Regions from separate parts of the Homo sapiens genome. Here regions 1 and 2 are each linked to region 3. Evidence: read pairs that join two places in POLR2A ChIA-PET (ENCODE). Cell type or tissue: PC-9. All regions are shown on one strand. Each heading gives the region's core, and the rest is flanking DNA. Links, peaks and the distances in the headings are about the cores only.

Region 1 (9,760 bases), core at 2,867-7,866, 74 kb after region 3:
AGGGGAGCTAGCTATGTTCCAATAGAACTTTATTTATAAAAACAAATGGTCAACTATAGTTTGCCAGCCTCTGATACAGACTCTTCATACTTCATAGTCCAGTCTCCCAACACTTCCTCATCTTACCTTGATTTCTACTAAATGAAACTTTGACTTCAGGATTCAGATCTGATGTCACTTCCATAACACATCTTTCTTGGAATGTACTGCATCATTCCTGGAAGATGGAAGATCTCAGTTAATAGGAAGACCTGAACAAACAGGTCATTTTCTGTAGTGGAATGAGCATGAGCTTGAGAGTCAGATCCAGGTGTAAATCCCAATCCTGCTACTCCCTTACCCTGAGATAGTGTCCAAAAAGTCTTTCTTGGGCTGGGTGTGCTGGCTCATGCCTGTAATCCCAACACTGGCAGGTTGAGGCAGGTGGATCACTTGAGGTCAGGAGTTCGAGACCAGCCTGGCCAACATGGTGAAACCCCATCTCTACTAAAAATACAAAAAATTAAGCTGGGTGAGGTGGCGGGTGCCTGCAATCCCAGCTACTCAGGAGGCTGAGGCAGGAGAGTTGCTTGAACCTGGGAGGCGGAGGTTGCAGTGAGCCAAGATAGTGCTGTTGCAGTGAGCCAAGATCATGCCATTGCACTCCAGCATGGGTGACAGAACGAGATTCCATCTCAAAAAAAAAAAAAAAGTTTTTCTTGGAGCTTCATTTTCCTCTTACATAAAATCATAGACTTTTAGGGGGAAATAAATGAGGTGAAGGTTGTAAAACACTTAGCAATATGTATAGCATATAATATTTATATGGCTCATAGAAGCATAATACTATTATAATTATTGTTATTACATGTTATTATCATGCATTATCATCATCTCAGAGGTTCTTATGAAATCTATACTTCTTTAAAAATGGTGATTTTCGCAATTCCTTGTCTTTGTTTAAATGCATAATTCTCTCCTCTCTCGCCTCCCTTCTTTCAGATGTTTTAGGTAGAAGTAGAAAGAGGAAAGTGTTAGAGTTTCTTCCAAAGAATATGGGAAGATGTTCTGATTGCGTCGTTTAGAACATCCAGGGTCTAGAGTTGCAGTTTTTCTGGGTTAAGGCACTCAGAACATTTTATCTATCAAAGCCACTTGGGACTGGTAGGTCCTGATAGCATAGATGCAGGATTCCTTAATGCCCTTTGCAACTCCATCCCTGTAAATTCAACGAGCCTCCTTCTGGCTTGGAGATGAAAGGAAGATGAATAAGATGATTCTTACTAGATCTGGGATCCCAAAGCTCTGGCTTTCGGAAAAGTGAAATATTATTTGTTCCAGAGGGCACATAACATGTTCCTGGCACATTGGAGGGCTATTCCTCATAAGCTGGAGCTCAGCGCTTGCCCTTAAAATGCACTTCACCCAGCTCACCGTCTCATGTAGGCCAAAGCTGGAAGAACCTTAGATATCACCACATTCCAGAAGCCCAATGCTAAATGTTGAGTATGTGGGCAATCTTCTTGGAAGAAGAGTTGAAGCTGTTACCAAGTCATTGGAGGTATGCCTGGCCCCAAGAAGGGCAAAGGATCACTGCCTAGTCCCAAGGCATCATTCAGATGTGCATGTGAGGAGTCTCTACCAAGTGTCTCTATGTTCAGTAATACATACTCCTACCTTACCCATCACTAAGGAATTTATAATCTACTAAATTTGTTTTTAAAAAAGTATTGTTTCTACCAAAAGACATATGCAAAACGACTTACAGCATAATTACCCATATAGATAAACGTTGGAAATAATCCAAGTGTCCGTCAACAATAGAATGGATAAATAAATCAAGGAATGGATAAATAAATCAATGGAATATTGCACAGCAATAAAAAGGATGAACTATCGATACATACAACCACATGGATGACTTTTATCAATATAATGTTGAATGAAAATCAGGGCCGGGCGCAGTGGCTCATGCCTGTAATCTCAGCATTTTGGGAGGCTGTGGTGGGTGGATTACTTGAGGTCAGGAGTTCGAGACCAGTGTGGCTAACATGGTGAAACCCCGTCTCTACTAAAGACACAAAAAAATTAGCCGGGCATGGTGGTGGGTGCCTGTAATGCCAGTTACTTGGGATACTGGGAGGCTGAGGCAGGAGAATTGCTTGAACCCAGGAGGCAGAGGTTGCAGTGAGCCAAGATCATGCCATTGCACGCCAGCCTGGGCAACAGGAGCAAAACTCCGTCTCAAAAAAACAAAAAAACAAAAAAAAAAAAATTAGAAACGAGACTGCATACTGTAACATACAACTTTTATGAAACTCTAAAATAGTCAAAATTAATTTATGGTGATAGAAGTTAGAAAAGTGGGCCGGGCACGGTGGCTCATGCCTGTAATCCTAGCACTTTGGGAGGCTGAGGCGGGTGGATCACTTGAGGCCAGGAGTTCCAGACCAACCTGGCCAACATGGTGAAACCTTGTCTCTACTAAAAAATACAAAAATTAGCCGATCATGGTGGCAGGCGCCTGTAACCCCAGCTACTCAGGACGCTGAGTCAGGAGAATCACTTGAACCTGGGAGGGAGGCAGAGGTTGCAGAGAGCTGAGATTGCACTCCAGCCTGGGCAACAGAGTGAGACTCCATCTCAAAAAAAAAGTTAGAAAAGTGGTTACCTGTAGGTAGGCACAGATTGGAGGGGCAAGAGGGAGACTTCTGAGGTACTGGAAATATTGTGTCTTCTTATCTGGGTCATAGTTATGTGAATCTATCCGTCTATCCATATGTAAAAATTTATTAAACTGTAACCTTAAGAATTGTACACTTCACTATATGTAAGTTATACCTCAATAAACAAACAAAAATAAAGAAAAATTGTGATAGCCAAACTTTAGACTTGAATTGTTATTTAAGCTCTTTATTTTACATGTGAAATTTTCAATAATATCAGTTTTTGGTGTTTCCAAACAGGATATTAGTCTGAAGAAATAATCTCTTTTTCTCCCCTTTTTCTCCCCTAATACACTTTTCAGTTGTATTTTGATTCTCTCTCTCTGTCTCCCTCTCTCTCTCCCTCTCTCTCTCAATTTGCTCCTGGATCTGATCCAGTCCTGAAAGACACTTTCAAGTCAGGCAGCTATCTGTGCTTTATCCAGCCTCTTCTGGGGAATACTGGACAGATAACAGGGTTCTCTCTAAAGAAAATTAGGTTTCATTCACCAGTGGGGGCCATGCTTGGGAGAAAGATGTCCCTGAGCTAAGGGAAAGTCCCAGCTCAGATGTCACTTCCTTCAGGAAGTCCTCCATGATTAATGGAGGCAGATTAGATGCCTGTTCTAGGAATGTCACAGCCCCTGAGCTACCACTGGGAGATCAGTACCATATCCTGTAGACAACATCAATTTGGCCATCAGCCAGGCTTTGGACTTAATTCCTGTCTCTGTCACTTAAGCTCCCTACATTTTATTTTTTTCTTTTTTTTTTTTGAGAGTCTTGCTCTGTCACCCAGGCTGGAGTGCAGTGGCACAATCTCAGCTCACTGCAACCTCCGCCTCCCAAGTTCAAGAGATTCTCCTGCCTCAGCCTCCCAAGTAGCTGGGATTACAGGTGCCTGCCACCACACCTGGCTAATTTTTGTATTTTTAGTAGAGATGGGGTTTCACCATGTTGGCCAGGCTGGTCTTGAACTCCTGACCTCAGATGATCCACCCGCCTCGGCCTCCCAAAGTGTTGGGATTACAGACATGAGCCACCACGCCCAGCCACATTTTCCATTTCTATAAAATGAGTGTAACAGTTTCTTGCAGTTGGTTGTGGAGTTTAAGTGAGGTAATTTTTACAAAAAAGAGTGCTCTCCAAATGTTTATAAATTAAAAGAAAAATATCTTCTAGCTCAGGGCTTCCCAAGCTTCTCTCAAGAAAGTACCACCTCCTAGTTTTTTGTCAATTCCATGTGTATCCTTAGTATTACTTTTTATTGATTGATTTTCCTCAAACATATTAACTTGTTTACTTAGATGGTCACTGTAGCTTTATCCTAAGCAATACCTAAATACAATAAAATTGCAGATTTTTGTCCTACTGATATTTTACTGCACATTAAAATATGTAATTATATTAGTTTCAACACCAGAGGGAAAAAAAAGAAAAAAGAAATTAAAAAAATGTAAAAAAAAGCCCAGGCGCGGTGGCTCATGCCTGGAATCCCAGCACTTTGGGAGGCCGAGGCGGGCGGATCACCTGAGGTCGAGAGTTCGAGACCAGCCTGACCAACATGGAGAAACCCCATCTCTACTAAAAATACATAACTAGCCGGGCGTGGTGGCACATGCCTGTAATCCCAGCTACTAGGAAGGCTAAGGCAGGAGAATTGCTTGAACCCTGGAAGCGGAGGTTGCAGTGAGCCGAGATCGCACCATTGCACTCCAGCCTGGGCAACAAGAGTGAAACTGTCTCCAAAAAAAAAAAAAAAAAAGTAAAAAAATATTTAATTACTAAAACAAAATCTATATATTTCCCAAAATATTCTCTAATATGTCCATGGTTGGTAGATATTACAGAGCTTAGAAAAGTTTTGCTAGTTGAGAGCAGAGGCTCAAACCTGAAGTTAGTGGTGTTCTCCTTGCCGATATTGTTTCATTGTTATTTTTATTAACTTTTTTCTTTTTAAAAACATTTTTTATAGCATTTAACAATTTTTTAATTTTTATTTTTTTAAAACAAGGTCTCGCTCTGTCACCCAGGCTGGCGTGCAAGGGCACGATCACAGCTCATTTGCAGCCTCGACTTCCCTGGCTTAAACTAGCCTCCACCTCAGCCTGCTGAGTAGCTGGGACCACAGTCAAGTGCCACCATGCCCAGCTAATTTTTATATTTTTTGTAGAGATGGGGTTTCGTTACATTGCCCAGGCTAATCTTAAACTCCTGAACTCAAGCAGTTCACCTGCCTTGGCCTCCCAAAGTGCTGGGATGACAGGCGTGGGCCACCGTGCCCGGTCAACTTTTTCATTTACTTTCAGATAAGCTGCTTGGCATGCACACAAATCCTGAGTATGAAACTCCCTTAAAATCCATTTTTAGCTACTCAAACACATGAATTTTCTGCCACTAAAATTTTTAGTACACACGCCACAAGCATACCTCCATAGATCTCACAAGTGCCTCTCAATAAACAAAAGGGGCAGAGAGGACAGAACGGGTAAACGAGAGGCATGAACAGGAACCAAATCCCAAAGAAAAGGCTGATTGAATTCTAGAGACTGAGATCCCAGGGAAATCGTACGAGGGTCCAGGTAAGAAGAGGGTAAGATCAGAATTACAGGGTGCAGCCAGGCGCGGTAGCTCACATCTGTAATCCCAGCACTTTGGGAGTCCGAGGCTGGTGGATTGCTTGAGCTCAGAAGTTCATGGTTCTACCATGTTGCTCAGACCAGCCTGGGCAACATGGTAAGACCTCATCTCTATTTTAAAAAAAAAATTAATAAAATAAGTACAGGGTGGGAAGACACAATGCTGTTCCAGTTATCTGTAGCTGTATAACACATCACCCCAAAACTCAGTGACTCAGAACAACAGTGCTTTTAGTATCTCTGTGGGTCAGGAAATCGGTGGTGGGCTCAGCTGGGTGGTTAGGCTCAGGGTCTCTTCTGTGCTGACTAGAGCTGGATCTCCAGGTGACTGAAACAGCTGGGGCCCACCCACCAGCTCTCTCTTCTCATGCTGTCTCAGGTCCTCTCCGTGTGTCGTGGGCTAGGTGGGGCTCCCTCACAACATGGCAGCCTCTGGACAATGGGACAGCTGAGGGGAACTGAGGCCTTCGTGCACTTAAGGGGGAGGTTGTGTCGTCTTTTCTGACCTAGCCTCAGGAGTCACGCAATGTCCCTTCTGCCACTTTCTGTTGGAGACAAGCAAGTCACAGCCCTGCCCAGATGCAAGGGGATGGAAATCCAACTCCACCTCTTGATGAGGACCTGACACATTTGAACAGATCAGATGGGAGAGTGTTGTGATCATCTTCAAAAACCACAGCAAGTGTGTTTGTGTGTCTGTTACCCCCTACACCGGAAGGCGTGTCGGTCACCCCCCACACTGGAAGGCGTGTCTGTCACCCCCTACACTGGAAAGTGTGTCTGTCACTCCCCACACTGGAAGGTGTGTCTGTCACCCCCCCACACTGGAAGGTGTGTCCGTCACCCCCACACTGGAAGGCGTCTCTGTCACCCCCCACACTGGAAGGTGTGTCTGTCAACACCCACACTGGAAGGCGTGTCCGTCACCCCCACACTGGAAGGCGTGTCCGTCACCCCCACACTGGAAGGTGAGACCTTCAAGGACAAGGACTCCATTTCCTCTCAGTGTCCCTTGTGCCCACACGAGACCTGATACGTAGTCAGTGCTCAGTATTTATGGAAGACTCTATTGGTGGCCCAGAAAAGGCTCACAGAAGAGATAAGCTTGGTTGTGCTGAAACCACACCCCCTCACTACCCTGTTATAGCACCAAGAGGCGGGTGGGAGCTGAGTCCTGGGAACCTGCGAAAGGCTTGCAGAATCCCCCAGCACCTGTGTCTAAGAAGATGGGCAGTGGTAGGAGGCAGGAGCCAGGTGTGAAAGGCTTGCAGAGTCTCCCGGCGCCTGTGTCTAAGAAGATCGGGCAGTGGTGGGAGGCAGGAGCCAGGTGTGAAAGGCTTGCAGTCTCCCGGCGCCTGTGTCTAAGAAGATCGGGCAGTGGTGGGAGGCAGGAGCCAGGTGTGAAAGGCTTGCAGAGTCTCCCGGCGCCTGTGTCTAAGAAGATCGGGCAGTGGTGGGAGGCAGGAGCCAGGTGTGAAAGGCTTGCAGAGTCTCCCGGCGCCTGTGTCTAAGAAGATGGGCAGTGGTGGGAGGCAGGAGCCAGGTGTGAAAGGCTTGCAGAGTCCCCTGGCGCCTGTGTCTAAGAAGATGGGCAGTGGTAGGAGGCAGGAGCCAGGTGTGAAAGGCTTGCAGAGTCCCCCGGCGCCTGTGTCTAAGAAGATGGGCAGTGGTGGGAGGCAGGAGCCAGGTGTGAAAGGCTTCCAGAGTCCCCCAGCGCCTGTGTCTAAGAAGATGGGCAGTGGTAGGAGGTAGGAGCCAGGTGTGAAAGGCTTGCAGAGTCCCCCGGCGCCTGTGTCTAAGAAGATGGGCAGTGGTGGGAGGCAGGAGCCAGGTGTGAAAGGGGACCAGCTCTTCAGCCAGGTAACAATGGTGGGCATCTCGCTCCCACATACCAATGGTCTGTTTAGTACTGCAGGGACACTGCAGTCCATATCCCAGGGACAAGTGTTCTGTATCCTCCCGTGACATCTGTTGGGAACGTGGAGATCAGCCCTTGGGTTCATCTCCACCTGCCTCCCTTTGTTCTCCCAGCCCTGATCAGTCACCTGGTTCCAGGGATTCTAACGTGTAAATCTCACTCGAATCTCTCCTTTCGTGTCCATTCACATTGCTTCTGTCCAAACTTGGGATGCCCCTGGTTCCCCGCTCTCCTGCCATCACTCCTTCTGCAAACTCGCCCCTCTTGGACCTAAGCCTGACATGTGGCTCTTCTCTCCACACTCTGTCTTTTGAGGGGCTATCTAACCCCGCTAGAAATGATAGCCAAGTCAGGTGTCTATTCCAGAGCCCTTACGCAGGTATTCCCCTGATGGCAAATACACCTCTGGACATCCCACATGTTAAGTTAAATGAGCATTTAATTTCCCCTTCCCACCAGCTCCTCATCTTGGGTTTCCCTTTCGGGGGGATCCCAGAACCACCTGTTTGCTTTTTTTTTTCACCACTATCTGCAACAGATAATCCATCGCAAAACAGGTGGCTCCGGATTTTTCCAGTGCTTCTCAAACATTTCTTCTGCTTCATCAACAGCCCTTCCCTGAACTCAGGACACAATCGTCACACGACTGGATGTCAGGGATCAAGCCCTGGGTGACCTGCCCACTGGTCCCTGCCACCAGGGGCTGCCCCTATATCTGTCTCCACACTAACTGCCAGAATGATATGAAATTTGAATCATGCCACACCCATGTTTAAATCTCCTCAGTGTCTCCCCCGTTTTTCTGCATCTTAAAATACGTGTCTGTGGATATGTGTATATACAATATATATAATGCATGTATGTATATATGTATACACGCACACACCTGAAAAATGTAAGGACATGCACTACATATTAAAAATACAGGCTGAGCACAGTGGCTTACTCTGTAATCCCAGCACTTTGGTTGGGAGGCTAAGGTGGGAGGATCACTTGAGCTCAGGAGTTCAAGACCAACCTGGGCAACATGACAGAACTCTGTCTCTACAAAAACCACAAAAGATTAGCCGGGTGTGGTGGTGTGCACCCATAATCCCAGCTACTCAGGAGGCCGAGGAGGGAGGATTGCTTGAGCCCAGGAGGTCAAGGCTGCAGTGAGCTATGATCGCACCACTGCACTCCAGCCTGGGCAACAGAGTAAGACCCTGTCTCAAACAAACAAACAAAACAACAAAAAATTTAAAATCCTCTCTTTATGGTGGGATTATGGATGACATATATTCTCCATTATCCTTTTTTCTGTATTTTAAAGCATTTCCTCCTGACTGTTCTTTCTTTTTATTGTGTTTCTAGTTTTTTAGTGTGTGTGCATTTTCTCTTCTGAACTTTACCAGCTACTTAACAAGTTCTATTCAAATATCTCATTAAAAGTTTCATGGGAATACAATTTCCAAATGTATTCACTACATGCATGTATGTTATCTTCAGGATTGGAAACAGGCAATAATTACTGTTTTTTAAATAAGCCCTGAAATAAATCAAGTCACCCTTGAGGCCAGCAGTTAACAAATCATGTTTTCTGCCTCCTCAGAGTTAACTTTTTGATGCCAGTTTAGCAGCTCAACGGGCAGAAATAGAGCCAGGTGCTTTGGGACTCATTAAAACCACCCTAACAACCCTCCTAGGGACCCTGAGAATAGACGACACCATGTTTTTCATCCGTCCAGGTAGGCTGTGTAATTATGATCAGTTTATTCAACCCATCTCAGGGCTGGCAAGAAAAACAGCTTCTTTGAGGGAGAAAAAAAAAAAGCCAAAGGGAAAAACCACGTTGGGTCACAGGCAAGAGGGGTTTGGGAATTAATCAACGTGGACCCGTTAGAGGGAGTGAAACAGTGAGATGGCAGGTGGAGAGTTGCACTGGGCTACGGCACAGAGTCGGCCTGTGAGCACTGAGGCAGGTTGGGTTTTTTGTTTTTCTGTTTGCTCGTGGGCAGCAGCGGGCGGCAGACTTTCTAATTCTCTGTGGCTGACTGGGCAAAGTCTTCCCTACCACAGGCAAATCCATAGCTTCCCTCCCCACTCCCCACCTTGTGCGCTCAGCCGGCTATTGTCCACGCTTTGCTCAATATTGACGTTCTTGGAATTGTAGGTTATATATCACTTTGTGTATTTTTTGGACTATCTAAATATTATTCAAAAGCTTTCCTAACTAAAATGGAAGTTCCTTTCCTGTTTCCAATGGGAGCAGCTTTAAAAATGCAGAAAGCCTGTGAAAATGTCAGAACACGACAAATCATAAACTGATAACGTGCCATTTACTGTACCTCACTTATTCCTAAATAAAATTGTAATAAGAAAATATATATTTTAAAATATATATTTTAAAACTCACAGTTTTTGCATCAAAGGTCACAATCAACAGAGTGAAAGCAACCAATGGAATAGGGGGATACCATATTCGCACATTACATATCTGAAAAGGGGTTCATCTCCAGAGTATATAAAGAACGCTAACT
Region 2 (9,760 bases), core at 2,517-7,516, 1.9 Mb after region 3:
GTCTTCCTGTGTCAGGACACGCGCATTACTTTTAGAATCAGAAGAAAGCGTTTTGTTTTTTGATTTTTTTTTTTTTTTTTTTAAAGAACAATGTCTTTGGACCCCTTGCTGAGCCTGGACAGGCGCAGAAATTCCTGGCAGCTGGGAGGCCGGGGGAGAGAGGACAGCAGGGAGGATGTCCCAGCCCTGGCCAGGAGGCCGAATCAAGGGAGAGGAGAAATAAGGAGGACCCAGCTGCTTGTAAAATAGTCTTCCCTTTTATTTTAAATCAACCCTTTTCCAAGTTAGTGCCACGAGTTGAGATCAGGGGGTCAGAGCCCACTGGGATGTGGCAGGGGCAGCAGGGGGACTCATGTCCCCCACCCCCAGCTTAGTCCCTCCAAGGATGGGACCGGCAGCCAGGGATGAAGGGTGCGAGGCGAGGCTGTCTGCCCCCTCCCCTGCCAGCCCTACTCCCTAGTCTGCCCCCTCAGCTACTCCCAAGGCCAAGGACAGAAATGGGAGCACAGTGGCCAAGAGCAGGGAGGCGGTCCTGTGCAGGCTGTCCATGGCCAAGAGTGTTAGTGGTCAGAGCCCAGGCAGGCTGGGTTAGTGGGGTCTCCTCCGGCAGCCAGGGAAGGAACTGCGGAGAGAGGGAGAGACAGGGCAGTGATGCAGGCTGGAGGGCCTGCCCGGTGCGATCCACCCAGCAGGAGGCACGCAGCCCATGCCTGGAGCAGCTCGGAGGGCGGGAGGGGGGCAGAGGCCCGGCTGCAGGAGCTGGGGTGGCCCTTGGAAGCTCACCGAAGAGGGGAGCCAGGCTCCAGTCCAGCCGGGAGGAGGGGCTCAGATAGACGACTGCCACTGCACAAAGCGCTTGGATTCCTGCTAGGAGATTCGGGGTAGCGGGGGAGAGGAGGGAATGGAGTGGGAATTGGCTTTGTACTGTGGGACCCCAGCCCCTCCTCCCTCAGACCCAGGAGTCCGGGCCCCAGCCCCTCCTCCCTCAGACCCAGGCGGCCAGGCCCTCAGCTCCTCCTCCCTCAGACCCAGGAGTTCAGGACCCCCCGCCCCTCCTCCCTCAGACCCAGGCATCCAGTACCTGAGGGTTGAAAGGGTCGTCATCGTCTGTGTCATCGTAGTCGTCACTGGGGTTTGATGCGGGGCATGGCAGAGAGGCGGGATGGGGACCCATCAGGAGGCTGCACCCCCCACCCCCACTGCCACCGTGGTCCCCAGGTGCTGCCCCTCCTCTTCCCTCCCCAGGACCCTACCCTCCCCCGCTCCTGACCTGGGTGGGAAGAGGGCCCAGGCTCGGGGCAGGCTGCAGAGGGCAGTGGCCAGCGCTCCTGCAGACAGCAGGGAGAAGAGTAGCAGGAAGAGCAGGCCTTCCAGGGCGTCTTCGCACAGGCCCCGCAGGGCTGCACCATAGTCCTGAGGGGAGGGCGTCATCAGGCCATGCGTCCCCACCCCCTCCCCCATCGGCACACACTGTGCACATCAGTCTGACCGTCCTCCCGGCTGTGGTACTGCACACGTCAACTGACCACTCTGTGCCTCAGTTTCCCCTGTCAAAGGGCAGTTCTGAGAATACAGTGGGTACAGTGGGGTCTTTGGTGTGATAGGCCTGGCACTCAGGAATTAATTGCCCAGCCTCCAGACTTGGCTTCTCCTGAGCTGCACCCGCCCTTGTCATTGCAGGCCCCTATCTCCCTTTCACATGGGTCCTCCCCAGTCAGCACCCCACATCTAGAACCAGTCCAGCATCTCCCACCAGCCCTGGGCCCTCTCCTCCATCTTCATCTACCCAGGAACGTGAGAACTGCTACTTCCGTTTCCCTTCTCCCTCCCGGCAGCGGCACCTCCTGCAAGAGCATCCTCCCCTGCACCAAGCGCCCACAGGCCAGCCACCGCCAGCTCCGCCTTGGTCCAGGGGCGAGGGCTTCATAACCTGGGCCCTGCTGACATTTTGAGCCAGATCATTCTCTGTGGTGACGGCGCTGCCCTGTGTGTTGTGGGGTGCTGAGCAGCCCCACTCAGCTCCACCCACCAGATGCCAGGAGCACCCCCTCCTGCAGTGTGACAACCAACAGCAACTCGGCACCCGGCCAGGTGTCCCTGGGGGCAGAACTCCTCACCCAGCCAGGTGTCCCTGGGGGCAGAATCACTGGCCTAGAGCACGTGGAACAGCACGTCGAAAAACCAACCAGTGGCTCAAGATGACACCGCGCACACAATACACACTCAACATGCCAACAAATGCTGGCTCTGATGACTGTCGTCCCAAGAAATCAGCAGAAACGGCCTTCACCGAGTGCTAAGCACCTGCACAGCGTATGTATTCAGTGGGGGTTGACAGAGCCTGCTCTGCCCCAGGCGCTGCCCCCAGTACCAGGAAACTTCGGTAAACAGGACCGAGAAGGTCATCTCAGAGGCTGGTGTGCAACGAGGTAGGAGGGCGGGGGTCAGTGCAGGGCAGGGGTAGGTCGGGTAACCCCACTAGCAGGGATGGGTCCTCCAGGAAGGAGCCAGGCAGAGGGCTGTGCAGAGGAAGCTGGGAGGGGCTGAGGCCAGAGGCAGACAGATCCAGGACTGACCACCCAGGCCCTTGTAGGTCAGGGCGAGGAACAGGGATTTTAATCCATGTCTGAGGGGAATCACTGAGCGTTTTAAGCAGAGGAAGAACTTGATCGGATTGTGTTTTAAAAGGATCACCTGGCTGGCTGGCTGCTGCATGGAGGACAGACGGGGGTAGGCGAGGGGGGACAGGGAAGAGGCCCCTGTGGTCATGGTGGCTAGGATGCGGGGACCAGGGCACAGCAATGGTGGTAGGAACAGCGGTGGGAGTCCATATAGGTTTCAGAGGAAGGGCCAACAGAACTTGTTCTGAGAATGGTTGTGGGAGCTAAGAGCCTGAGTTTCTGGCAGGAGCACCTGGTTGAGGTGGGGTGTCTGTTACTAAGCCAGTGAGGGTTGGGGTACGGACCTGTCGGGGCAATGGAGGCTCTGTTTTGAGAGTATTGGTACATGCACACTGTCCTTCATCCTCACAACAGCCCTGCCAGGCAGACACTGACCCTCTCACGCTGCCGCCTCTTGCAATGGTGGAAAGAAGTTGCAGCCCAGAGAAGGCAAGCTACTTGCCCAGAGTCACACTGTCTGGAAGGGGCAGAAGCGATATTGGAGCTGATTCTCTTAGGCTCCAGTGCCCTCCCTCCTTCATCCTCATCCCTGATGTCCCTTATTGTTGATTTTTTTTTTTTTAATAGAGATGGGGTTTCACCATGTTGGCCAGGCTGGTCTTGAACTCCTGAGCTCAAGGAGTTCTGATCTGCCCCACTGGGCCTCCCAAAGTGCTGGGTTTATAGGCACGAGGCACCCATCCCTAGCCCCCTCCTATTTTTTTTTTTTTTTTTGAGACGGATTCTCGCTCTGTCACCCCGGCTGGAGTGCAGTGGCTCGATCTCAGCTCACTGCAACCTCCACTGCCCAGGTTCAAGCAATTCTCGTGCCTCAGCCTCCTGAGTAGCTAGGAATACAGGGGTGTGCCACCACGCCCGGCTAGTTTTTTTGTATTTTTAGTAGAGATGGGATTTCGCCATGCTGGCCAGGCTGGTCTCAAACTCCTGACCTCTGGTGATCCGCCCACCTTGGTTTCCCAAAGTGCTGGGATTACAGGCGTGAGCCACAGTGCCCGGCCCCGCCGCTTATTCTTGATTTTAATCTGTGAGGACCCTGGCACACTGACAGGGGAGATGGAGACCCAGGGTCTCATGGTGCAGTGGTAGGGAAGGGTAGAGTGATCTGTCCTCTTCCTTCCCTTCCCTCCCTCCACAAAGGAGTCTGGGGGCCTGTATTCCAGCCCAGTTTCTGCCTAGGCCACAGAAAAGCGCCTGAACCCCAGTTTATCCTTATGCAAAAGATCAGGGCAGCCCTGGGCTGGGTGGGGGCCCAGCCTTTCTCAGCTCAATAGTCAGCAATTCTGAGCATGGCTTCAGTGCTTACTCCCCACTCCCTTTTTGGAATGCCAGTTCCAGAAGGGTGGGAGGCAGTGGGAGCCACAGAAGGGGTCTGTCTGAGCCAGACCAGGGAAAGCTCAGATCCATGCGATGGCGTAGACAAATCCCTCTTGGGTAGGGTTGCCAGATCAAATTCAGGACTTCCAGTTACATTTGAGTATCGGATGCCCAATACATAATTTTCTAGTATAAGTATCTCCCCAGCATTGCACCGGGCGTACTTATAGCAGAGTGGTTTGCTGTTTGCTGAATCTGGCAGCCCTATTCTAGGGTCCATGGGGGGATGGATGGGGAGGGGGCCATGCTTCCTTCTGCAGGGGAGAGAACGAGGCCTCAGCTGCGGCAGGGGCATTGGGCATTGAGAGTAGATGGATGAAGACATTCCAGAAGCAGAAAGGACAAAACTGGGCAACTGCCTGGCTGTGGGGGGCAGAGGGCGGGGCCCTCCGGAAGGTCCCTCTCTCCTCAGTGTGCATGGGCTGGCTGGCCGTGTGACCTTGGGAAGGTCCCTCAACTCTGCTCCTCATCTTCTAACCTGTTAGGTGGGATAATCATAGTTCCTTCTTCATAGCATTGTTATGAGGCATCGATGAGTTACCACCTGTGAAATGCAACAGGGTCAGGTACTTGGTGAAGCTATGCACATGTGAGGTCTTTGATGGGAAGACTGGCCGGGGAAAGGCATCCTCGGGTGTGTGTTTTAGAACAGCTCTTACTGGTTTTGTTTGTTTGTTTGTGACAGAGTTTCGCTCTTGTTGCCCAGGCTGGAGTGCAGTGGCACAATCTTGGCTCACTGCAACCTCTGCCTCGTGGATTCAAGCGATTCTCCTGCCTCAGCCTCCCGAGTAGTTGGGATTATAGGCGCCCACCACCATGCCCGGCTAACTTTTTCTATTTTTAGTAGAGACGGGGTATCACCATGTTGGCCAGACTGGTCTTGAACTCCTGACCTCAGGTGATCCACCCGCCTGGGCCTCCCAAAGTGCTGGGATTACAGGTGTGAGCCTCCGCGCCCGGCCAGCTCCTACTGTTTTATAAGGGGATTTTTTTTTTCAATCCTCACAGCCATCCAGTGAAAAAAAAACAAACAAAAAAAACTCGTCCTTCCTCACGGTACGGGTGGGAAGCAGAGTCAGCCACGCTCACCTGCCTATGGCCGTGCAGCCTGCGGCAGAGCCCAAACTGGAGCCTGCAGGACACCAGATATCTTTCCTCCTGGGCACCCTGCCCACCCCTGCCTGTCCAGTGTATGAACAGCACAAGCCGCAGGGGAGCTGGACAGGTGCCCACTCTTGCAATCCCAGGTTTATAAGTGAGGGAACTAACTGAGGTACAGAGAAGTTAGGTGACTTGCCCTTGGTCAGGAGGTAGGACTGGAACCCAGGCAGTCTTGCTCCAGAACTCACTAAGCGGCAGCCTCTAGGAGGGAGGGAGAGGCAGGAGGACGGAGAGAGGAGAGAAGACAAGGAAGGAAAAGGTGGCAGGAAGGGACGGGGAGGGTGGGATGGGGACCCAGCGGGGAGTGCGGGAGTTGGGGGGAAAGGGAGGGAGGAGGGAAGGAATATGGATAATGCTTGATAGGTAGGTAGACGACAGGTTATAAATAGGTAGAGAATAGATATAGGACAGATAAATCATATAAACAGAGGATACAGAGATATCCTCAGGCGCAATGGCAGGGGTCCAAGGAGAAGGAGGAGGTAGTTCTGTGGGTCGAGACAGAGGCCCCCCGTGGGAGAAGAAATTGGGAGGGGAGGGGCTTCACCTTGTGCAGGCTGCGGCAGTGTAGCAGTGCCACCAACTGGTGGAAATTTCCTTCTGTCACATTCAGAGTCTCCTCCAAGGACAGCAGAGGCTTCTGCGGGGCGAGGAGGGGTCGTTTTCCCACGAACTCTTCAGGCCCGCCCATCGCCCTGGCCCCGCCCTGCGTCCCCGCCCACAACCCAAGGCCCCGCCTAGCTCTGCAGCCCCGCCTACGCCCCACAGCTCCATCCCGCCCCGTCCGCCTTCCCCGTGGGGTCCGCGTGTCTGGGGAGCGCCCACCCACCGACCTGCGCTGAAGGGAACTGAGGCACAGCTTCTCGCTCCAGGCCCAGCAGCTGGGAGTGGATGTTGGCCAGAGCTCGCTGGGACAGAGTCAGCCTCTGCAGAAAGAGAAAGGGAGGGAGGAGGACCCAGGAGTATACGCCCCCGGCCCTCTCTCCTCTCCTCCGGACACAGCACTCGGGCCCCTGGCCTGCATCCTCCCCGGAACCCAGGAGTCCAGGCCCCAGCCCCAGCCCCGCCCCCTCCCTTCAGAGTCCAGATTTCTGGCTCCCTCAACACCCGTTTCCCCTGCCCGCAGCCCTAACCTGTTGGAAGGGGTTGGAGACGGCCCGGTTGCAGAGGAGATAATAGCTCAGGATGTCTGAAGTGGGAGGAGGAGAGGGGAGGAGGCCATGAGCCTGGGCCCCCAGGGATCTCCCGGGGGAAGGCCGGGCACTGGGGGGTTAGCAGGGTTAGGGGCCTCAGCCCAGCCCTGGAGCCCGATGGCCTTACCTTCAGAGACCCGCCAGCCCCGCGTCCCTTCTGCTCCTGCCACAGCCAGAGCAGGCGCTGGTGGGCAACCCTATACTCCCTGGGAACCCCTGACTAAATGGTGCTCCCCAGTTTTCTCCAGGGGGCCAAACTCCCCATTCCTGACGCCCAGGAGCACCCTCTCCTGACCCTCCTCTCTCTTCCTGGCACCATTATCTTTATCCTGCCCTCTTTTCCAGCCCACCAGGAGAGGCGCTGCCAGCTGGAGCAGAAGGGATGAGGGTCTGGCGGGTGGCGGGGCTCCAGGAGGGCTCCGAGCTGGGGAGTGGCCAGGAGCCCTGCTTCCCTTCCAGAGGGCTGGGTCTCGCCTGGCAGGCTGCACCCCCACCCCACCCTGGGCAGGACCGGGCACAGAGGAGGCCTGAGGAAGCCAGGGCCTGCACTGCCCAACCCGGCGGACCCACCGGGCCCTTGGAAATCACCTGAGCTGAGCCCTGTCTCCTCCTGGGTCAGGTTCAGAACATAAGGGTCTGGATTGGAGCAGAAGTCACTGAGGCCCTGCGTGAGGCAGCAGAAAAGGGGCTCAAACCCAAAACTGCCCCGATTCCACACTCCCACAGCACCCAGTGCCTGGCTCCCCAGCTCCCCTCCCCACCCAGGGGTCCAGGTCCCAGCCCCTCTTCCCTCAGACTCAGGAGTCCAGGCCCCAGGCCCCTCGTCCCTCAGACTCAGGGGTTCAGACTCTCCAGCCCTTTCTCCCTCAGACTCAGGAGTCCAGGCCCCCAGCTTCTCCTCCCTCACACCCAGGAGTCCAGACCCCCAGCCCCTCCTCCCTCAGACCTAGGAATCCAGGTTTCCAGCCCCTCCTCCATTACAGCTCAAACGTCCAGGACACCAATCTGTACCCACTCAGGCCCCAGGAAACAAGCCCTAAACCTCAGAGCTGTGATCGTGCCCCCCAATTCCTTTCTCTACTAAGCCATGCCATCCCGAGATCCAGAAGTTGAAGTCTCCAGGCCCCCTGAGTCCCAGAGCCCAATGGCCCGGCCCTGGCACTCACCACGGCCGTGGCTGCCTCCAGGCCCATGGAGCCCCAGCTCAGGACGAGAACCAGGAGACTCATGACTGTCATCCTAGAGTGGGGGAGGGAGGATCAGCCCGGGGTTCTTAATCTCCTAGCCTAGCCTCTTTCCACACCCCAAATCCCATCACAGCCGCCCCCCACCTCCACCCACCTCTGGAGCCTGGAGGATCAGAATTAGGGAAACACAAGTTCAGTGGTTGGGGGTAGGCCAGTGGCTGCTGATGTCCAGCTGGACATCTGGCTCCTGCCCAGATGAGCAGGGTGTGGGGTATGAGCAGGGCCCTGGGCTGGGTGGTCGCAGCTTGGATCCCAGCTCCAGGACCCTGGGACGGTGACTGCTCACCTCTGGGCTCACTTCCCCCGAAGGCTCCCCCAAGTCCACCCACAGCCTGATCAGCCTCTGGCTCTGCCCTGTCTCCTCTGAGAATGGGAGACAGTGCCAGGGCTGAAATCTGAAAGTCTCTGGACTTTCCGGGTGGGGAGGGGTGCAGGGGGCGTGTCAGCATTGGTAGGGTGACCAGTAAGCAAGAAGGGCACCCAGGGGTCCCCAAACTGAAGGCCTGGCTTCCAGTCCCAGACCTGCCCTGTGTTGGCTAGGTTTATGGGTCTGCAAGCCTTACGCGGGGTCTCTCCCACTCTCTCAGGGGCAATGGAGGTACAGGTTCAACTCTGCCTCACCCCACCAGGGCCAGAGAGAATGCAGGGACTCCTCCAATGAGAATGGCCTGTCTGGTTCAAATCCCAGCTCTAGCACTTCTAGCTGTGTGGCCCTGAGCAAGTGGTCCAACCTCTCTGATCTTCAGTCTCTCCCTCTGTTAAACAGGGAGAAGGGCCAGGCATGGTAGCTCATGCCTGTAAACCCAGTACTTTGGAAGGCTGAGGCAGGCTGATCACTTGAGGCCAGGAGTTCGAGACCAGCCTGGGCAACATAGCAAGACTCCATCTCTACAAAAATATACAAAACTTAGGCCAGGCACGGTGGCTCATGCCTGTAATCCAGGCACTTTGGGAGGCTGAGGCGGGCGGATCACCTTAGGTCAGGAGTTTGAGACCATCCTGACCAACATGGAGAAACCCCATCTCTACTAAAAATACAAAATTAGACAGGTTTGGTGGCATACGCCTGTAATCCCAGCTACTTGGGAGGCTGAAGCAGGAGAATTGCCTGAACCCAGGAGGCAGAGGTTGCAGTGAGCCAAGATCGCGCCGCTGAACTCCAGCCTGGACAACAAGAGCCAAATTGCAGCTCAAAAAAAAAAAAAAAAAAAAAAAAAAACTTAGCCGGGAGTGGTGGCATAAGCCCATGGTCCCAGCTACTCTGGAGGCTGAGGTGGGGGGATCACTTGAGCCTCAGGGGACAGAGGCTGTAGTGAGCCGTGATCATGCCACTGCACTCCAGTCTGGGCAACAAAGCAAGACCTTCTCAAAATAAAAAACAGAAATAAAAAACAGGCAGAAGGAAGCACCTTCCTCACAGGGGGCATGAGGTGCTCCAGGGAGTGCAGAGAAGAGTGTCGGGCGCGTAGAGCGAGCTGTGAAATCAGTGTGGTCCTGCGGCTTTGCCACGACACTTAAGGACGGCTCAGTCTTGGACTTGGCCACCCTCTGCGCTCTTAGTCAGGTCCCTGACCGGCCACATGGAGCCTTATGGTAGCTCCTTCATGGGGTGGAGGCAACTGAAGGACTCAGCGTGCATGACCCTCAATAGATCATCATCCTCATCTGTTTTTTTTTTTTGTTGTTGTTGTTTTTGAAATGGAGTCTCACTGTGTCGCCCAGGCTGGAGTGCAGTGGTGCAATCTCAGCTCACTGCAAGCTCCGCCTCCCGGGTTCAAGCGATTCTCCTGCCTCAGCCTCCCGAGTAGCTGGGACTATAGGCGCCCGCCACCACGCCCGGCTAATTTTTGTATTTTTAGTAGAGATGGGGTTTCACCGTGTTAGCCAGGATGGTCTCGAACTCCTGACCTCGTGATCCGCCCTCCTCGGCCTCCCAAAGTGCTGGAATTACAGGCGTGAGCCACCACGCCCAGCCTTTTTTTTTTTTTTTTTTTTTTTTTGAGATGGAGTGTCACTCTGTCGCCCAGGCTGGAGTGCAATGGTGTGTGATCTTGGCTCACCACAACCTCCACCTCCTGAGTTCAAGCGATTCTCCTGCCTCAGC
Region 3 (9,760 bases), core at 3,106-8,105:
ATCTCTGGAATCTAGTTGGAAACATCTCCTTCCTCCCTAGACAAAGACCCATAGTCCTGGTATAATCATCATCCAGTGTAATGGGGGCTCTATCACTGTTTTCTACTGTGTCTTGAGCTATTTGGGCTTCTTGGTTCTGGGGACCTTTGCTGTAGTCTTCCTGGAAAGTAACCCGCCTGACATCTTCAATGAAACCAAATGTCTCACCTTCAGCATGTTGGTGTTCTGCAGTATCTGGGTGGCTTTCCTCCTGAGTTATAGTAGCACTCAGGGAAAGGCCATGGTGGCTGTGGAGATTGTCTCCATCTTGACCTCCAGTACTGGGTTACATGGATGCATCTTGCTCCCAATTGCTACGTGATTCTCCTTCACCCAGAAAGGAACAGTCTTCAATGCCTAAAGAAGAAGCTGAGAAACCATAAACAGAAGGACTATACTATATTTAGATTAAGAGGAGGGACTATAATGCTTATTAGTGGTAGAGAATTTGTAAGCTAATTGTGTAAAGTGCTCCTGAAAAATCAATAAATATTAAACAACTTGTTTCAAAAAAAAAATGAGATATTGGCAAGTTACTTACAGAAGCAAACCTGAATATCCAGTGAATAAGAAGATTCTGGGCTCATTGGAAGGTATTGAGTTGTCACAATTAATTTTTCACAGTAACAGATTTATCTTGTTATACTCTCCCCTCTTCCAGGATTCAACTTTCACTAGTCTTCAGTTTTAAAAAAGAAGATGCTAAGCCTAACTAGTAATCAAAAATGCAAATTAAAAAGCCACGAAATAGCATATTACTTTGCAGAATAAAAGAAAAACTTACAAATCTGTAATCACTAAATATTGACCAGGATGTAAAGCAACATGTACCTGCACACGCACACACACAGAACTAGATAAACTTCACACCTGTTAAGGAATAATTTCCAGGAGGCATTGTTAAGTAAAACAAGCAAGTTATAAATGAAAGTACAGGGCGGGTGGAGCCAAGATGGCTGAATAGGAACAGCTCCAGTCTACAGCTCCCAGCATGAGTGACGCAGAAGACAGGTGACTTCTGCATTTCCAACTGAGGTACTGGGTTCATCTCACTGGGGAGTGCCGGACAGTGGGTGCAGGACAGTGGGTGCGGTGCAGTGCACTGTGCATGAGCTGAAGCAGGGCGAGGCATCGCCTCACCTGGGAAGCACAAGGGGTCAGGGAATTCCCTTTCCTAGTCAAAGAAAGGGGTAACAGATGGCATCTGGAAAATCGGGTCACTCCCACCCTAATACTGCACTTTTCCAATGGGCTTAACAAACGGCACACCAGGAGATTATATCCCACACATGGCTTGGAGGGTCCTACACCCACAGAGCCTCGCTCATTGCTAGCACAGCAGTCTGAGATCAAACTGCAAGGCAGCAGTGAGGCTGGGGGAGGGGCGCCTGCCATTGCCGGGGCTTGAGTAGGTAAATAAAGTGGCCGGGAAGCTCGAACTGGGTGGAGCCCACCACAGCTCGAGGAGGCCTGCCTGCCTCTGTAGGCTCCACCTGTGGGGGCAGGGCACAGACAAACAAAAGGCAGCAGTAACATCTGCAGACTTAAATGTCCCTGTCTGACAGCTTTGAAGAGAGTAGTGGTTCTCCCAGCATGCAGCTTGAGATCTGAGAACAGGCAGACTGCCTCCTCAAGTGGGTCCCTGACCCCCGAGTAGCCTAACTGGGAGGCACCCCCCAGTAGGGGCAGACTGACACCTCACACGGCTGGGTACTCCTCTGAGACAAAACTTCCAGAGGAATGATCAGGCAGCAGCATTTGCGGTTCACCAATATCCGCTGTTCTGCAGCCACTGCTGCTGATACCCAGGCAAACAGGGTCTGGAGTGGACCACCAGCAAACTCCACAGACCTGCAGCTGAGGGTCCTGACTGTTAGAAGGAAAACTAACAAACAGAAAGGACATCCACACCAAAAACCCATCTGTACGTCACCATCATCAAAGACCAAAGGTAGATAAAACCACAAAGATGGGGAAAAAACAGAGCAGAAAAACTAGAAACTCTAAAAATCAGAGCACCTCTCCTCCTCCAAAGGAATGCAGCTCCTCACCAGCAACGGAACAAAGCTGGATGGAGAATGACTTTGACGAGTTGAGAGAAGAAGGCTTCAGAAGATCAAACTACTCCAAGCTAAAGGAGGAAGTTCGAACCAATGGCAAAGAAGTTAAAAGCTTTGAAAAAAAATTAGACGAATGGCTATCTAGAATAACCAATGCAGAGAAGTCCTTAAAGGACCTGATGGAGCTGAAAACCACGGCATGAGAACTACGTGACGAATGCACAAGCCTCAGTAGCTGATGCGATCAACTGGAAGAAAGAGTATCAGCAATGGAAGATGAAATTAATGAAATGAAGCGAGAAGAGAAGTTCAGAGAAAAAAGAGTAAAAAGAAATGAACAAAGCCTCCAAGAAATATGGGACTATCTGAAAAGACCAAATCTACGTCTGATTGGTGTACCTGAAAGTGACGGGGAGAATGGAACCAAGTTGGAAAACACTCTGCAGGATATTATCCAGGAGAACTTCCCCAATCTAGCAAGGCAGGCCAACATTCAAATTCAGGAAATACAGAGAATGCCACAAAGATACTCCTTGAGAAGAGCAACTCCAAGACACATAATTGTCAGATTCACCAAAGTTGAAATGAAGGAAAAAATGTTAAGGGCAGCCAGAGAGAAAGGTCGGGTTACCCACAAAGGGAAGCCCATCAGACTAACAGCGATCTCTCGGCAGAAACTCTACAAGCCAGAAGAGAGTGGGGGCCAATATTCAACATTCTTAAAGAAAAGAATTTTCAACCCAGAATTTCATATCCAGCCAAACTAAGCTTCATAAGTGAAAGAGAAATAAAATACTTTACAGACAAGCAAATGCTGAGAGATTTTGTCACCACCAGGCCTGCCCTAAAAGAGCTCCTGAAGGAAGCACTAAACATGGAAAGGAACAACTGGTAGCAGCCACTGCAAAAACAAGCCAAATTGTAAAGACCATCAAGGCTAGGAAGAAACTGCATCAACTAATGAGCAAAATAACCAGCTAACATCATAATGACAGGATCAAATTCACACATAACAATATTAATCTTAAATGTAAATGGGCTAAATGCTCCAATTAAAAGACACAGACTGGCAAATTGGATAAAGAGTCAAGACCCATTAGTGTGCTGTATTCAGGAAACTCATCTCACATGCAGAGACACACATAGGCTCAAAATAAAGGGATGGAGGAAGATCTACCAAGCAAATGGAAATGTTGGCCTGGCTAGCTAGGTTGGGGGAGTTATCATGGATGATATCCTAAAATATGTTTTCCAAATTGGTTCCATTATCCCCATCTCTTTTGGGTACACCAGACATAGATTTGTTCTCTTTACACAATCCCATATTTCTTGGAGGTTTGGTTATTCCTTTTCATTCTTTTTTTTTTTTCTATCCTTGTCTACCTATCTTATTTCAGAAAGGCAGTCTTCAAGCTCTGAGATTCTTTCCTCTGCTTGGTCTATTCTGCTATTAATACTTGTGATTGCATTTTAACATTCTTTTATTGTGTTTTTCAGTTCTGTCAGGCTGGTTACATTCTTCTCTACACTGGCTATTTTGTCTGTCAGCTCATGCAATGCTTTATCATGACTTTTTAGCTTCCTTGCATTGGGTTAAAACATGATACTTTAGCTCAGTGAAGTTTGTTTTTATCCGTATTCTGAAGTCTACTTCTGTCATTTCAGCCATCTCAGCCCAGTTTCAAACCCTTGCTGGAGAGGTGATGTGGTCATTTGGAGAAAAGAGGGCACTCTGACTTTTTGTGTTTTCACCATTCTTGTGCTGATTTTTTTCTCATCTTTGTGGGCTTACCTACCTTTAATATTTGAAGTTGCTGACCTTTGGATGAGTATTTTTTTCTTTTAATAATTTGGCCACTTTTCTATAGGGCTGCTGTGGTTTGCTAGGAGTCCTCTCCAGTCCCTAGTCATCTCAGATTTTCCAGTACCTGGAGGTATCACCAGTGAAGGCTGAGAAATAGCAAAGATGGAATTCTGCCCATTCCTCTGGGAGCTCTATATTTGTGTTTGTAACACAAAAAATAAATTCTTGGGGTGATGGATACCCCATTTATCCTGATGTGATTATTATGCATTGCATGCTTATATCAAAATATTTCATGTAACCCATAAACATATACACCTACTATGTACCCACAGAAATAAAAAATAAAAATAAATGGTTATGTCAATGTAACTGATACATCATGTTGGAAAAGTGAACAAAATAAAAAATTTAAAAATAATAATAAAATAATTTGTGCAAGATCAGATCATCACCAAATGGTAGAGATGTGATAAAATAGGCAGTCTGTGAGCCACCCCACCCTTTCTTTGCAGAGATTGTGGTGCAGTGGGGTGGTCTATAGTCCAAGCCCAGGCAGACCTCCAGGCATCTAGAACACCCCACTCTATGCAGAGAACTTGGAGCCAAGGAGGTTTCCTATCTGATCTCCATGGCTAGTCACACCTCTGGGTACATGGTTGACACTGGTGCTTGTGTCTGCTATCAGGAAGCCTGTACATGGGCCTGCCCATTCCAGACTTGTCCATCTTGGAATGCATGCTTTGAATTTTTAAATCTGTAATCTCTTATTTTCCATTTTGGTTAGGGATCATTGCTGAAGAGCTAGTGTAATCTTTCAGTGGTGTCACAACATTCAGATTTTTCATGATGCCAGAATTCTTACAATGGCTTCTTCTCATCTGGAGATGTTGGCATTCCTAATTTTTGTAATTATTTTCATGCAGACAAGATTCTTATATATATATATATATTTTTCTTTTTCCTTTCCCCTGTCTCCCTAGAAGGTGTGAGCATACAGTATGTTTGCTACCATCTTTTGGCTTTGCTTTTATAGCCCTATGGACTCTTCTCATGTCTGGCTTTATATTGAGCTATTGTGCAGTTTGGCATACTACCAGCAGATGGCATGCATGAATAAGAGATGGCTGTGGCCAATGTCACTAGGTATATACTTTATTATTGTTTACTAAGAGAAGCTCTCAAAAAATTCAAAGCATGCATTGCAAGGAAGCTCAGCAACACCCAAGGCAAGGTTCAAAATCAACACAAATATTTCTACAGCAATCTAGTAAATGAAGGAAGAGATAAACATGTCAAAAAGAAATCAGTCAGAGCTTCTGGTATTGAAAAGCTCAATTAAGGAATTTCAAAATACAATTAAAAGCTTTATCAATAGACTGGAGCAAGCAGAAGAACGAATTTCGGAATTGAAGTCTGGTCTTTTGAAGAAACTCAAACAAAAAAAAGAATTAAAAAAAAAATAAAGTCTTTGAGAAAGATGGGATTATATAAAGTGACCAAACTTATGAATTAATGACATTTCTGAGAGAAGGAGAAAAGGTAAATGACCTGGAAAACATATTTGAGAGAATAATTTAAGAAAATCTCCCTAATCTTGCTGGAGAGGTAGACATCCAGATAGAAGAAATCCAGAGAACACCTGGGAGATACTATACGAAACAGACATCACCAAGACATAGTCACCACACTGTCTACCATCAATACTAAAAAAAAAAAATCTTAAAGACAGCTACAGAAAAATGTTAGATTATGCACAAAGGGAACTCCATCAGACCAACAGCAGACTTCTCAGCAGAAACCTTGCAAGCTGGAAGGGATTGAAGGCCTATTTTCAGCATTCTGAAAGAAAAGAAATTCCAACAAAGAATTTTATGTCACACCAAACTAGGCTTCAAAAGCAAAGAAGAAATAAAATATTTTACAGACAAGCAAGCAATAAGGGTATTTGTTACCACTAGACCAGCCTTACAAGAAATCCTTAAGGGAATTCTAGACATGGAAACAAAGGAACAATACCTGCTACCATAAAAATACACTTAAGTATATGGTCCTCAGATCCTATAAAGCAACCACCCAATAAAAACCTACAAAGCAACTAGGCAACAACTTCATGAAAGGATGAAAACCTCACATATCACTATTAACCTAGAATATAAATGGCCTAAATGCCTTACTCAAAAGGCGTAGAGTGGCAAGTTTGATTTTAAAAAGAAAGACTCATTTGTCTGCTGTTATCAAGAGATCCATCTCACATGTGACAACACCCATACGGCTCAAAGTAAAAGGTTGGAAGAAAATCATACAAATGGAAAACAAAAAAGAGCAGGGGTAGATATTCTTAGATCAGACAAAACAGACTTTAAAACAACAAAAATAAAAAAGTATGAAGAAAAACATTTCATAATGATAAAGACCTCAATTTAATAAGAAGACTTAACTATCTAAATACATACGTACCCCACATTAGAGTACCCAGCTTCATAAAGCCGTAGTTCTAGATCTATGAAAAGACTCATCCACACAATAATAGTAGGGGACTTCAACACCCCACTGACAGCATTAGACGGATCATCAGAGCAGAAAACTAACAAAGAAACCTGGACTTAAATCTGACACTTGACCAATTGGCCCTAATAGACATTTACAGAACACTGAAGCCACAACTACAGAGTGCACATTCTTCTCATCTGCACATGGAACACATGGACAACAAGCTCAGCCTAAAGCAAGTTTCAATCAATTAAAAAAAATAAAAATCATGGCAGCCATACCCTTGGACCACAGTGCAATAAAAATAGAAATCAATACCAAGATCTCTCAAAACCACACAATAACATGGAAATTAAATAACTTGCTCCTGAATGACTTTTAGGTAAACAATGAAATTAAGGGAGAAATAAAAAAAATTCTTTGAAATACTAGGCTGGGCGCAGTGGCTCACACCTGTAATCCCAGCACTTTGGGAGGCCGAGGCGGGTGGACCACCTGAGGTCAGGAGTTCAAGACCAGCCTGGCCAACTGACGAAACCCCATCTCTACCAAAATACAAAAATTAGCCGGGCATGATGGCGGGTGCCTGTAATGTCAGCTACTCAGGAAGCTGAAGCGGGAGAATTGCTTGAACCCAGGAGGCAGAGGTTGCAGTGAGCCGAGATCACACCATTACACTCCAGCCTGGGTGACAGAGCGAGACTCCGTCTCAAAAAAAAAAAAAAAAAAAAAAAAAAAGAATGCAATTCCATTTACAATAGCTGAAAGAAAAAAAAAAAGCCTAGACTATATATAACCAAGAAGGTGAAACATCTCTACCAGGGGAACTACAGAACACTGCTGAAAAAAATAATAGATGACAAAAATTAATGGAAAAGCATTCCATGTTCATTAATTGTAAGAATCAATATTGTTAAAATGGCCATACTGCTCAAAGCAATTACATATTCAACGCCAATCCTATCAAGCTACTAACATCTTTTTTCACAGAACTAGAAAAAAACTACTCTAAAGTTCATCTAAAACCAAAGAATAGCCTGAATTGTCAAAGCAATTCTAAACAACAACAAAAACAAAGCTGGAAGCATCACATTACTTGACTTCAAACTGTACCACAAGACTACGATAAGCAAAACAGCATGCAAAAACAGACATAGATCAATGGAACAAAAAACAGAACCCAGAATTAAGCCACACACCTACAGCCATCTGACCTTAGACAATGGCAACAACAGAAAAACAATGGTGAAGAACTACCTATTTAATAAATGGTGCTGAGATTGCTGGCTAGGCATATGCAGAAGAATGCAACTGGACCCCTACATTTCACCATATACAAAAATTAACTCAAGAAGAATTAAAGATTTAAATGTAAGACCTCAATCTAAGAGATGTCTAGAAGAAAACCTAGGAAACACCATTCTGAAGATTGGCTTTGGAAAAAAATTTATTACTAAGTTCTCAAAAGCTATTGCAACAAAAAAATGACAAATTGGATCTAATTACACAGCAAACGAAACTAATAACAGAGTAACAGACCACCTATAGAATGGGAGAAAATATTCAAAAACTGCATCAAAAAAGGTCTAATATTCAGAATCAACATAAAAAGTAAACAACTAAACAAGCAAAAATAAAGTAACCCCCTTAAAAGTAGGCAAAAGATGTAAACAGACACTTGTCAAAAGAAAACAAGCAGCCAACAAACATGAATAAATGCTTAACTTTACTAGTCGTCAGAGAAATGAAAGTCAAAACCACAATAATGAGATGCCATCTTACACCAGTCAAAATGACTATTATTAAAAAGTAAAAAAAACAAGAGATGCTGGCAAGGCTACTGAGAAAAGGGAATGCTTATACACTGTGGTGGGAATGTAAATTAGTTCAGCCACTATGAAAAGCAGTTTGGAGATTTTTCAAAGAACTTAAAACAGAACTATCCTTTGACCCAGCAATTCATTACTGGTTTTATATCCAAAAGAAAATAAATTTTTGTACCAAAAAGACACATGCACCCATATGTTCATTGCAGCGCTATTCACAAAAGCAAAGATGTGAAATCAACATAGCTGCCCATTATTAGTGGATTGGATAAAGAAAATGTGGTACATATACACCATGGAATACTATGCAGTCATAAAACGGAACAAAATCTTGTGCTTTGCAGTGACATCGATGCAGGTAGAAACCATTATCCTAAGTGAATTAACACAGGAACAGAAAACCAAACACTGCATGTTCTCACTTATAAGTGGAAGTTAAACACTGAGCACACATGGACATAAAGATGGGAACAGTAGACACTGGGGAGTACCAGAGGGGAGAAGCAAGACAAGAGGCAAGGGCTGAAAAACTATTGGGTACTGTGCTTTCTATCTGAGTGACAGGATCAATCATCAAACCTCAGCATCATGCAACATACCTAAGTAACACACCTACTCATGTATTCCATGAACCTAAAGTGGAAATTAGTTTTGAAATAAAAATTTTTTAAAAATAAAAACATTCATTGTTGGGATAAATAAACTACCCAGATTACAATGGTGATACACAAAGAACAAAATAAGATATTTGACCTACCAAGATGTGAGAAAGTAAATTATCATGAAAAACTTTTTTTTTATGTTTTTTAAATTGTATTGACTATTTCAAGGAATATTTAGATGTTGACTTTCTCTATTTTTCTATTTTCAATTTCAATAATTTCTACTCCAATTATTATTATTATTTCTTCTGCTTGCTTTGGGATTAGAGTACAGAATACAGTACTTTTTCTAGTTTCCTAAGGTATAAACATAGACTATTGAATATAGAATTATCTTCTTTACTGATATACTTAATACTATAACTCTCCTATTTCCCTCTTAGCATTTCTTTTGCTTCATCCTACAAATCTGGTAAGTTGTAACTTCATTTTTATTTAGTTCAACTTTTGTTTGTTTGTTTGTTTTTGTTTTTGTTTTCTGAGACAGAGCCTGGCTCTGTCACCCAGGCTGGAGTACAGTGACACGATCTCGGCTCACTGCAACTTCTGCCTCCCAGATTCAACTGATTCTCGTGCCTCAGCCTCTTAAGTAGCTGTGTTTACAGGCATATGGCACCACGCCCAGCTAATTTTTGTATTTTTAGTAGAGGCGGGGTTTCGCCATGTTAGCCAGGTTGGTCTCATACTTCTGGCCTCAACTGATCCATCCACCTTGGCCTCCCTAAATGCTGGGATTACAGGTATGAGCCACCATGCCCAGCCAAGGTCAAATTATTTTTAAAATTTCTGTTACATTTCTTTTATTTATTTATTTATTTATTTTTTTTTTTTTTTGAGACGGAGTCTCGCTCTGTCGCCCAGGCTGGAGTGCAGTGG

What was found. ChIA-PET counts read pairs that join two places held together with the same protein. Peaks named below come from ENCODE experiments on the same cell type or tissue, not always from the same donor. Only the 100,000 strongest peaks of a DNase experiment are listed, where the experiment ranks them.
Region 1: POLR2A ChIA-PET joins it to region 3 with 11 read pairs; 15 of 35 experiments call an interaction of 5 or more read pairs at or near these places.
Region 2: POLR2A ChIA-PET joins it to region 3 with 15 read pairs; 2 of 35 experiments call an interaction of 5 or more read pairs at or near these places.

Annotation. Positions count from the first base shown.
Region 1 is chr19:56,254,904-56,264,663 of GRCh38, reverse strand. The region is part of intron 2 of ZSCAN5A (zinc finger and SCAN domain containing 5A); the gene reads left to right. It overlaps LOC124904775 (a long non-coding RNA gene), which reads left to right and starts at 3,696. Exons shown (of 2, transcript XR_007067350.1): 1 at 3,696-7,010; 2 at 7,155-9,605. In PC-9, for the core only: no CTCF peak of the experiment used is centred there; no DNase peak of the experiment used is centred there.
Region 2 is chr19:54,427,195-54,436,954 of GRCh38, reverse strand. TTYH1 (tweety family member 1) reads right to left here. Exons shown (of 14, transcript NM_020659.4): 6 at 7,576-7,648; 7 at 6,998-7,073; 8 at 6,350-6,405; 9 at 6,050-6,142; 10 at 5,764-5,856; 11 at 1,271-1,413; 12 at 1,082-1,127; 13 at 784-864; 14 at 51-622. The coding sequence ends at 826. Among named protein-coding and RNA genes, the nearest start is that of TTYH1, 17 kb to the right of the region's middle. RefSeq lists an enhancer at 5,810-6,104. In PC-9, for the core only: a CTCF peak has its summit at 5,736; DNase peaks (open chromatin) are centred at 4,604, 5,294 and 5,814; H3K4me3 peaks cover 2,522 bases; H3K27ac peaks cover 3,821 bases.
Region 3 is chr19:56,328,953-56,338,712 of GRCh38, reverse strand. It overlaps ZSCAN5A-AS1 (ZSCAN5A antisense RNA 1), which reads right to left. Exons shown (of 3, transcript NR_186830.1): 2 at 208-408. It also overlaps a transcript of ZSCAN5A not described here and the pseudogene VN2R18P. Among named protein-coding and RNA genes, the nearest start is that of ZSCAN5A, 19 kb to the right of the region's middle. In PC-9, for the core only: CTCF peaks have their summits at 4,795 and 4,994 (motif pointing right); a DNase peak (open chromatin) is centred at 5,042; H3K27me3 peaks cover 2,119 bases.